Regions from separate parts of the Homo sapiens genome. Here region 1 is linked to region 2. Evidence: chromatin contacts called from ENCODE Hi-C or POLR2A ChIA-PET data. All regions are on one chromosome and are shown on one strand. The core of a region is the stretch at or near the end of the contact, and the rest is flanking DNA. Distances in the headings are between cores, read along the strand shown. Region 1 has its middle 20 kb from the start of BRDT. Region 2 overlaps TGFBR3 (transforming growth factor beta receptor 3).

What was found. Hi-C counts contacts between places; a loop is a spot of excess contacts on that map. ChIA-PET counts read pairs that join two places held with the same protein, here RNA polymerase II (POLR2A). Pooled maps may share reads with other maps.
Region 1: a loop to region 2 is called in a map of IMR-90, with 3 times the contacts of the local background. The contact joins two enhancer-like sites. A Hi-C loop is called at or near these places in 6 of 168 maps with a recorded cell type or tissue (Calu3, IMR-90, ascending aorta and 3 more) and 8 of 50 pooled maps. POLR2A ChIA-PET finds 5 or more read pairs at or near these places in 2 of 52 experiments (PC-9 and naive thymus-derived CD8-positive, alpha-beta T cell).

What each region holds. Positions count from the first base shown.
Region 1 is chr1:91,926,697-91,931,744 of GRCh38, forward strand. No RefSeq gene overlaps it. Among named protein-coding and RNA genes, the nearest start is that of BRDT, 20 kb to the right of the region's middle. Within about 2 kb of position 2,740, at least 2 of the 41 ENCODE cell types and tissues checked have a DNase peak (open chromatin) inside an H3K27ac peak, as active enhancers do.
Region 2 is chr1:91,842,604-91,847,214 of GRCh38, forward strand. The region is part of intron 2 of TGFBR3 (transforming growth factor beta receptor 3); the gene reads right to left. Among named protein-coding and RNA genes, the nearest start is that of TGFBR3, 41 kb to the right of the region's middle. Within about 2 kb of position 2,713, at least 21 of the 41 ENCODE cell types and tissues checked have a DNase peak (open chromatin) inside an H3K27ac peak, as active enhancers do.

The sequences.
Region 1 (5,048 bases), core at 1,490-3,989, 84 kb after region 2:
GAAAGAAAAAGAAAACTTAACAGCAATATTTAATGAATTTAAGTGCTAGTTTTTACATGTAGGTAATTTTTCTGCTATTTCACTTCAGTATTCCAGATCCATCCAGGGCTCAGTGCACGCACAATTCTCATTAATGCTCATGTGAATTGCATACACCAGCTCTCCACAGAAAATACACTCAAAAGCACTCATCATTTAAGAGGCAGAAACTTCCAGGTACATGCTGTCACATGATCAGGAGCCCTGACTGTCTTCCCTACTTCACAGGGGCATCATAAAATATTGTTTGTGGGCCAGGCACGGTGGCTCACGCCTGTAACCCCAGCACTTTGGGAGGCCGAGGCAGGTGGATCACGAGGTCAGGAGATCGAGACCATCTTGGCTAACATGGTGAAACCCCGTCTCTACTAAAAACACAAAAAATTAGCCGGGTGTGGTGGCGGGCGCCTATAGTCCCAGCTACTCGGGAGGCTGAGGCAGGAGAACGGCATGAACCCGGGAGGCAGAGCTTGCAGTGAGCCAAGATTGCACCACTGCACTCCAGCCTGGGCGACAGAGCGAGACTCCGTCACACACACACACACACACACACACACACACACACACATATGTGTGTGTGTGTATACACACATACGTATGTGTGTATATATACACAGTTTGTGAAAGTATTTTGTCTGCTATAATGTACTCTTCAAATATAAAGCAGTAGTATTACTGCTTCCAAAAGGTGATACAGAATAACGCTGCCATTGACAAAGTATGTGTGCATATTCTGCCACCTCGTGGCTAAAAGAAGAAATCATTTTTAATATTTATGCTTCTGGTATTAAGGTAAAATAAGTGAAAGGAACCTTGTTCATATTTTTGGAAACGTCGAACCAAGGCAGAATCTCATTCTGTTGCCCAGGTTGGAGTGCAGTGGTATGATCATAGCTTATTGAAGCCTCAATCTCCTGGGCTCAAGCGGTCCTCCCACCTCAGCCTCCCAGGTAACTGGGACCACAGGTGCCATGCCACCACGCTTGGCTAATTAAAAAATTTTTTTTGTAGAGACAGGGTCTTGCTATGTTAGTCAGGCTGGTCTCAAGTTCCTGGCCTCAAGCAATCCTCCCGCCACGGCCTCTCAAAATGCTGAGATTACAGGCATGAGCCACCACATCTGGCACCCAATTTATCCAATTAATTTCAATATTTACTGAATCTATTAACTTTATATCTTTAATGCAGTAGGAAAACACAGCACCGGAAACATAATTAGATAATTTAAATTTACTTGAACTAAAATTTATGACCTGCCTAACACCACATTTTTTCAAGTCAGGTCTGGTTTTTTTCAAGCATATATTCATTGCACATGAGAGTAGTTATTGGGAGCTACTCTGCTGGGGATACAGCAGAGAAGCCAGCACAAGTTCCTGCTTTCAATGGAGCTTACATTATAGTGGGGAAGATAAACAATAAACAGATAAATACAAAATATGTTAGTTGATGATGAATTTAATGAAGAGAAATGGAGTTGAGCAGGGGGAATCGAGTGTGACTGGCAAGGCCATGTGTGCTCCACTTCAGACAGGGCTGTCAGGGAAGGCCTGGGTGCAGGGAGAGTATTTCAGGCTGGGGAAACAGAAGGGGCAAATTCCTGATGCTGGGAAATATTTGATGTGATTGAAAAACAGCAAGGAAGCAGCAAGGAAGCCAGTGGAGCAGAGTGAGTAGGCGGGTTTTAGGGGACGAGGTCAGAGAGGTGGTGGGGATGCCAGCTTGGTGTAGCCATGGTTAGGACTTCAGACTTGGCATTGGGATTTCTAGGTGAGATGGGAGTCACAGTGTGATTTTAAGTAGTGGAGTGACCTATAATCCTGGGTAACTCTCTCACAAACAAAAGATAATACCAAATAACCTGAGAGACAAGTTTAATAGAATGCCTGGTGAGAAATGGTTACCATAAGAATATAAAATTGTTCAAAATATTTATAAAAACAGCTCTTTTAAGAGAACTCAGGGTTATAGAGAAAGAATGCATGGCATCTTTACACTGAAACAAGTTACATCAGGCTGGACATGGTGGCTCACGCCTATAATCCCAACACTTTGGGAGGCCACGGCGGGAGGTTTGCTTAAGCCCAGGAGTATGAGACCAGCCTGTGCAACATAGTAAGGACTCATCTCTATTAAAAATAAAAAAAATTAGCCGAGTGTGGTGGTACACACCTGTAGTCCCAGCTACTCGAGAGGCTGAGGCAGAAGGATCGCTTGAGCCCAGGAGATGGAGGCAGCAGTGAGCTGTGATCACGCCACTGCACTCCAGCTTGGGCAACACTGTCTCAAAAACAAAACAAACAACCAAGAAAAGAAATGAAAAAAAAAAGAGAGAGAGAGAGAGAGAGAAACAAGTTATATCAGGCAAACCAAAGCTATTTTTACTTAGGATTGTCTCTGAAAAAAAGAAAGCTTTCACAATAGTACATAAATTCTCAAGACACTCTTCAATGAAGAAATAAATACTTCCTGAATGTCCACTATATGCAGGTAACCTGAAAAGGCAGGTTACAAGACAGGGCTCCTGCTTTAAAGTCACCTATAATTCAACTGAGGAGATAAAACATATGCATATAAAATAATATCATAAGGAAACGTACAAATTCTGAAGGAGAGCTGGAGACAAGGCAGTGGCATTTGGCAGGAGGAGCTATGCTAATGCCGGGCTGCAGAAGAATGCAGGGTCAGGCAGGAATGGAGGCAGGGAAAACAGGGCAGGGCTGGGGTCCAGGAACAGTGATCTTGGTCTGGGCCAAAAGCCAAGAAAGACCAGGAGTCAAGAGGCCATACTTGGGATTAGAGACTCAGAGAATTTTAAAGGGGAAGAAAAATTGGAGATGATTGAATCCAGGTTTCCTGTTTCACAAAAGAGGAAAATCAGATCAATCAAGATTTCACTGGTTAGTGACAGAGCTGGTCCTAGAACAAAGACCGCTGAGTTTTTGTTTTGTTTTGTTTTGTTTTGTGTTTTCTGAGATGGAGTTTCCCTCTTGTTTCCCAGGCTGGAGTGCAACGGCGTGGTCTCGGCTCACTGCAACCTCTGTCTCCCAGTTCAAGCAATTCTCTGGTCTCAGCCTCCCGAGTAGCTGGAATTACAGGTGCCTGCCACCACGCCCAGATACTTTTTTGTATTTTTAGTAGAGACTGGGTTTCACCATGTTGGCCAGGCTGGTCTCCAACTCCTGACCTCAGGTGATCCACCCACCTCAGCCTCCCAAAGTGTTGGGATTGCAGGCGTGAGCCACTGCACCTGGCTGATCCTTGGGTTTTTAGTCCATTGCTTTTGCACATCACCACCAGGAAAATGACAGTGGACCTATGGAATTCTCAAAATTGCAAAGCAGGGTTGGAAGTGAGCCTCATGGGACCATGAAGAGAACACAGATCATCATGATGGGCTAGAAGCAGGATGCAGATCTAGGAATTAGGTGGTCAGCAAGATGGAAAGAAGTAGCTAGGCCACAGGAGAGTAACTGACCAGTATCTTGAGGACAAATTAAGTGGGCCCAATGCTTGGCAAGGGTAAGAAATCCTGACCCTGTAAACCTGAGCAAGAGGCACGTAGAGAGCAGACAGAATTCAGACTATTCTGAGATGGGGAGGGGCACAGGAAGAGTCATCCAGTGAGAAATCATGCACAGGGGAGTGGGGTGATGGAAAGGTATCATTCCATCTTTCCTAATAATGATGGTACAATCATTTGTCTTTTATTTGGTGGTGGTGGGGGAGGAGCGTGTAAACTGATATGCTTTGGACTTGGTTTTTAGTCTTTAAAAGTTATACTTTTTTGTCAGATATGACTCCTACATGGATAGTACTGGCTAATAAAAGATGCAACTATTTGGGGATATGAAGATGTGTCACCTTTTTTATGTCAGATAATTGAGGTTTTCTATCACTTTTGTTCTACAAAGAAATTGTTAATGTATGTTTCCCGTCAATCTTCAAGTATTACTAAAATTACTAGATCTTTTCTGAAAGATTTTATGGAAAAAAAAAGATTACTACAGAGAACAGACAGAGAAAGGAATACCCCCTTTTCCTATGGACCAAGAGAGAAGTTGGCCTACCCTGTTATTATCACTGAGGCAGGGGGAAAACATGGTCTTTTTTCTGTTCCAGGATCCAACACAGGATGATAATACATTGCATTTAGAAAGATGTCTATTGACAAACAGAAATTCTTAATTTTGTTTTGTTATTTTGTTTTGTTTTATTTGTTTGTTTGTTTTTTGAGACGGAGTTTCACTCTTGTTGCCCAGGCTGGAGTGCAGTGGCACAATCTTAGCTCACTGCAACCTCCGCCTCCCAGGTTCAAGCGATTCTCCTGCCTCAGCCTCCCAAGTAGCTGAGATTACAGGCATGCGCCACCACGCCCAGCTAATTTTTTTGTATTATTAGTAGAGACAGGGGTTTCACCATGTTGGCCAGGCCAGTCTCGAACTCCTGACCTCAGGTGATCCACCTGCCTCAGCCTATAGGTGTGAGCCACGGTGCCAGGCCTTGTTTTGTTTTTTGAAACAGATTCTCATTCTGTCTGTCACCCAGGCTGGCTCAGTAACAGCTCACTACAACCTTGAACTCCAGGGTTCAAGCAGTCCTCATGCCTCAGCCTCCCAAGTAGCTGGGACTACAGGCGTGTGCCACTACATCCAGGTTTTAAAAAAAAAATGTTTTAGCTGGGCACTCATGTCTGTAATCCCAGCACTTTGGGAGGCCGAGGTGGGTGGGATCATCTGAGGTCAGGAGCTCAAGACCAGCCTAGCCAACATGGTGAAACACCATCTTTACTAAAAATACTAAAAATACAAAAATACAAAAATACAAAAAAAAGTACTAAAAATACAAAAAAAATTAGCTGGGTGTGGTGGTGGGTGGCTGTAATTTCAGCTACTCAGGAGGCTGAGGCAGGAGAATCACTTGAACCCAGGAGGTGGAGGTTACAGTGAGCCAAGATTTTGCCATTGTACTCCAGCCTGGGCAATGAGAGCAAAACTCCATCTCAAAAA
Region 2 (4,611 bases), core at 1,463-3,962:
CCCAACCTGCTTTTTCTCCATTGGGAGCACAAAGCTAAACAGCAAATGCATTCTGCCCATAATAAGGTTGTTCTAGCTCTCTCTCCCCCTCTTTTCCTACACATATATATTGTCTAAATAAAGATTAACTTTTTGAAGACCTAACTACTATGTGCCATAAACTTCTGGCTGCTTTACAAGTATTTTATCCTCATCAAATCAAAGGAATAGGTATAATTAGCAGTATTGTATAGATAAGGCAACAAAAGCTCTGCAAACCACAAAACTGGGACTCAAATCTCCAAAACAAAACAAAACAAAAAGTTGGGGGGCAGGGAGAGCACTTCTTATCCACACCCTCTCCCAACTCCATCACTCCCATTGTACCACTGTGGTATTTCCACTGTACTGCTCTAAGTAAAACTTACGGAAAATAAAGAAACTGGGCATCAATAAAGTCTGTTTAACAGCAACATTATATTTCAGGATCAGATCTAATTTTTGTACCAAAAATATGCCTGAATAATAGAACTGCAACTTAAAAGACTGATTAAATATGTCCACCATGTGTTACGGACTGAATGTGTACCCCCCTAAAATTTGTATGTTAAAATCCTAACCCCAGTGTGATGGTATTGGGAGATGGGGCACGCTAACAGGTGGAGCAATTAGGTCATGAGGACAGCGCTCTCATGAATGGTATGAGTGTCTTAAAAGAGACTCCAGAGAACTCTCTAGTTTGTCTTTTTGAGGACTGTATCCATGTGAGGATACAATGAAAAGTCATCAGTCTGCAATTTGGAAAAGGCCCTTTCCAGAACCTAACCATGCTGGCATCTTGATCACAGACTTACAGCCTCCAGCACTGTGAGAAAAATACATTTCTGTTGTTTATAAGACATACAATCTATGTGTGACTTATATGTGACTTTGTTATAGCAGTCCAAACTAGGTAAGTACTATGGTAACATTTTCAAAGAATACTATTTCCAGTAGTTTCATTCATAATAAACGTGATCCTCTGGTTTATATGCATTATCTCATTTATAATCCTCACAAGAACACAACTGAGACAGGAACTACTGATACTTCAATTTTACAAATGAGGACACTGAGCCTGTGGTCACACAGCCTATGATCTGGACCTGAACCTGTGTGCCTGAATCCAAAACCCAAGGTCACAACTAGTGCACGATCCTGACTCTCTGACCTTTCATATGTCTCTGTCAAGACCACTCTTGACACTGTGGTGGAGAATTACTTTCCCTAAATAAAGGTGCAGCAACCCAACAAAGTTACTCTTCATCTTGATAAAGCCCTCAGGTATTACCCACATTCAGAGGGTAAAATCTCTACAAAATCCTTTTGTTACAAGTCCAAAATGAAAGTTCACTGGAGTGACTCTGTTCCAGCGAAACTCTGCTGGGAAAGCCCAACGGCCTGATGGAAAGGCACAACATCCAATCTTTGGGTTCCAAGACTGCCTCTAACTCTGACATTTAGTCCAAAGGAACAAGGATATTCATTTTACTACATCTCTTGCTCAGCAACACTAGCCTTCAGCCTTAAAGAACATATCTCACAGTACACACTGAGCTTTGAGTTCCTACAACTTAGAGCAAAGGCAGCCAGGCCGATAACTCACTTTAGCAATAGCCTTAGTTACACACCCCTGAGCTCACTCTCCAGGAAAGTCAGAGGGAGTATCAGTTTTCATCATTATTAATGAAGAGTAGATTGAAGAGGATAGCATTACAGCTCTAAAACAGAGGTTCTTAAACATAATTCTAATAAGACAGACATGATGAATCTTGTTCACATTTGGACACACTAGAGTCTTCAAAAGAAACTAGTGAAAACTACAAAAGCAGTGCTGAAAGAAATTAAGGAAAACCTAAACAAATGAATGGGTGTACCATGTTCATGAATAGCAAAACAGATACTACAGGCAACAAATTATGAGCACTTTTCATTCTATCACTTGTAATCCTAACTTCTCTTTCTCCCTTTGAAATATTTTTAAATGCAAATAACCATACTTATTTTAGAATAACCTTGAATTTAGTTTTATCTTTTTGAGGAAAATCATTTAAAGTCTTCAATTTAACTATCAGTTGTAATGTTATTCATGATATCTCACAACCTAACTGGGATATACAAGTAGGTCTTGTTATACAGAATTACCTCTCCAAAATAAAAGCATAATGAGACCTTTTAACCATAATAAAGCAGCAAAGAAAAATCATAGTCTTTTGTCAGTACAAAGGCTTTCATAATTCCTCATAGCTCTCAGATCTGTGTTTCTATCAACTCAAAAAGTTGGCTGGGAGTCATATGACAGAAAGGGTTAAAAATACTAAGCTGCTACTCTAGACCTGCTGGCTGAGGAGCAGGCAGGTTGCCCAGGGTTTCAGGATAGCCCGCCTCACACAGAGTAAACGTAGGGGATGCTGTACACCCAGGAATAAATTCCTCAACCAGTGCATACTCTCCTGAGGCATTCTTGTAAGCTTTTTCCAAGTTGAGTAATAAACAGAAATAATAGATTTTTGGGGGCCTTTCCTGAGTTCAGGGAGATCTGACAACATCACGAAATGTTTCGGCACAGTCCTCTGAAATTTTTCATTAGAATTCTTTTCTTCTGAATCATGTTAATAAAGTAAGATTTGGTCTGGGATTTGTACATAAGTACTTACTCACATGTTGCTCAAGCCCAAAAGGACAAGAAAAAGACGCTGAGGCCTGTCAACAGGAGGCAGGGCCAGGCTCAGGAACTGGAAGATTACTGGATGGATGTTTTCAAACAGAGCTACACACAGCTCCCTTATATAACACTCAATTGGCTTTTAGATAAGTCTGAAATATCCTTCTATACTTTGATCTTCAGCTGTCTCCGTTGCCTTCAGAGTCAACAGAAACTGGCACTTGGCTCCAAAAGCCTCAAATCTCTCTCATCTATAAGGGACAGGGACTTCTATTATTTGTCTACAATTTGTCAAGCTGAGTTAATTATAGGTGTTATCATTCTATATGTCAAATGTAGCAAAATAATGCAAACCTGTTTACCTGTTTCTTCCTTTCCTGCATGTAGTATACCCTGACCTTAAATTGGCATGCACTTGATTTCAAATGAAGATTTTTTTAAACAGCATCTTCCAACTGCAGTAGCAGTTGGAAAATTCACTTTTTGCTGACCTGGGCCACCTAAACAGAGGACATGAGGAACCTGACTTGTTTTATTTTAAGAAGAAAAAACTATTTAAAGCCCTGATCCTGGCTCCTTTGAACATTTAACACTTAAAACCTGAATTGTTACACTACAAACTAGAGTTCCTTTTCCTCTATTTAAGAAGAGGCCCTTGCGAAGAATTTATTTAGTTAATGAAAGTTAAACAATTGTGTTTCTCTCACAAAACAAAAATAAACAAAACCTCTTGAAGATGGTCTCTGGGCTCTCTAGGTCTGCAAGTGTCCATATGAGCTCCCTCACGGAGAGCCTAGAGCAGTACACTGGCAGTTTAGAAAACAATATAGCCACAAGCACTTCTCCAAAAAGAAAAGCAACTCCCCTCTTGGCCCAATTCCAAAACGCAATTGAGCCGGGTAAGGTCCAAGCTAATCTCTGTACCGTCTCTCTGCCAACTTTCTCCTGCAGGCATTAGGTTTTTCAGCATGGGCTTTGCAAATAATCTAACAATTAATTAGTGCTTTTGAATTCACCCCATACCATTAATGGAACACTGCCAGACAGCCTTTGATAGGGTATTTCTAGAGCTAATTAAGCTTGGCAAAACAGAGGACACAAACTTCCTGGCACTCACAAGGGCCAGGCTGAGACCTGGCAGGTGACAGACAGTAAAGTTGTCCTTACAGATAATCCTGGGGTGATGAAAATGGCAGGCTGCTTGGATCAGGCTCTCGGAGTCCTCTATAATATGCCAGACCCTACTCTCAAATTATATAACTATCAGGCTTTTCGCATTTGAGCTATTCTTTCACCCTGAAGACATTTTTTTTCTTCTGAGTGAAGATTTGATACTTAAAAGTTTGGTATTGCTTCTAGTCCACACCCCATCCTGTCACCCCCGAAAAGGGTTAGTTTAGAAAAAAACAAAAAGTTGTATACTAGGTTTTTTTTTACTATATCTTAAAATAAATCTCATCTCAAAATGTCCTTCTTCCAATCAAAGAGTCCTTGCATAATCCAAGATTTCTCACTCCTATAACCTCAGTCACGTGGGAAATCTATTTTTTTCACTATCTAATGTCACACAGAATTCCAGACTGCTCCACATGCATGGACAGCAACATAAACACATTTTTGGGAGGGCTAGAAAAAAGCTAGCAGGGGGGCAAAAAGAAAAAATATTGTTACATTCCTCAGGACTTTTCTGGTTCAATTTCAAAAGCAGAATGACCACCACCTGAGTCTTGCGGCGAGCTCCAGAGCTGTACATAGGTTGTACGCTGCCTCTCCAAAAACAGTGATGAGGCCAGAGAAAGCAAATCAGAAAACCTTATAAACTACTCAATGGCAGTGTAAACAAATAAAAGTTAGTTTAAAACACAACTTTTCAGGCACAGAGCTTAAATATTCTCAGTCTTATCCCCACTTATAATAAATGTGGTGTC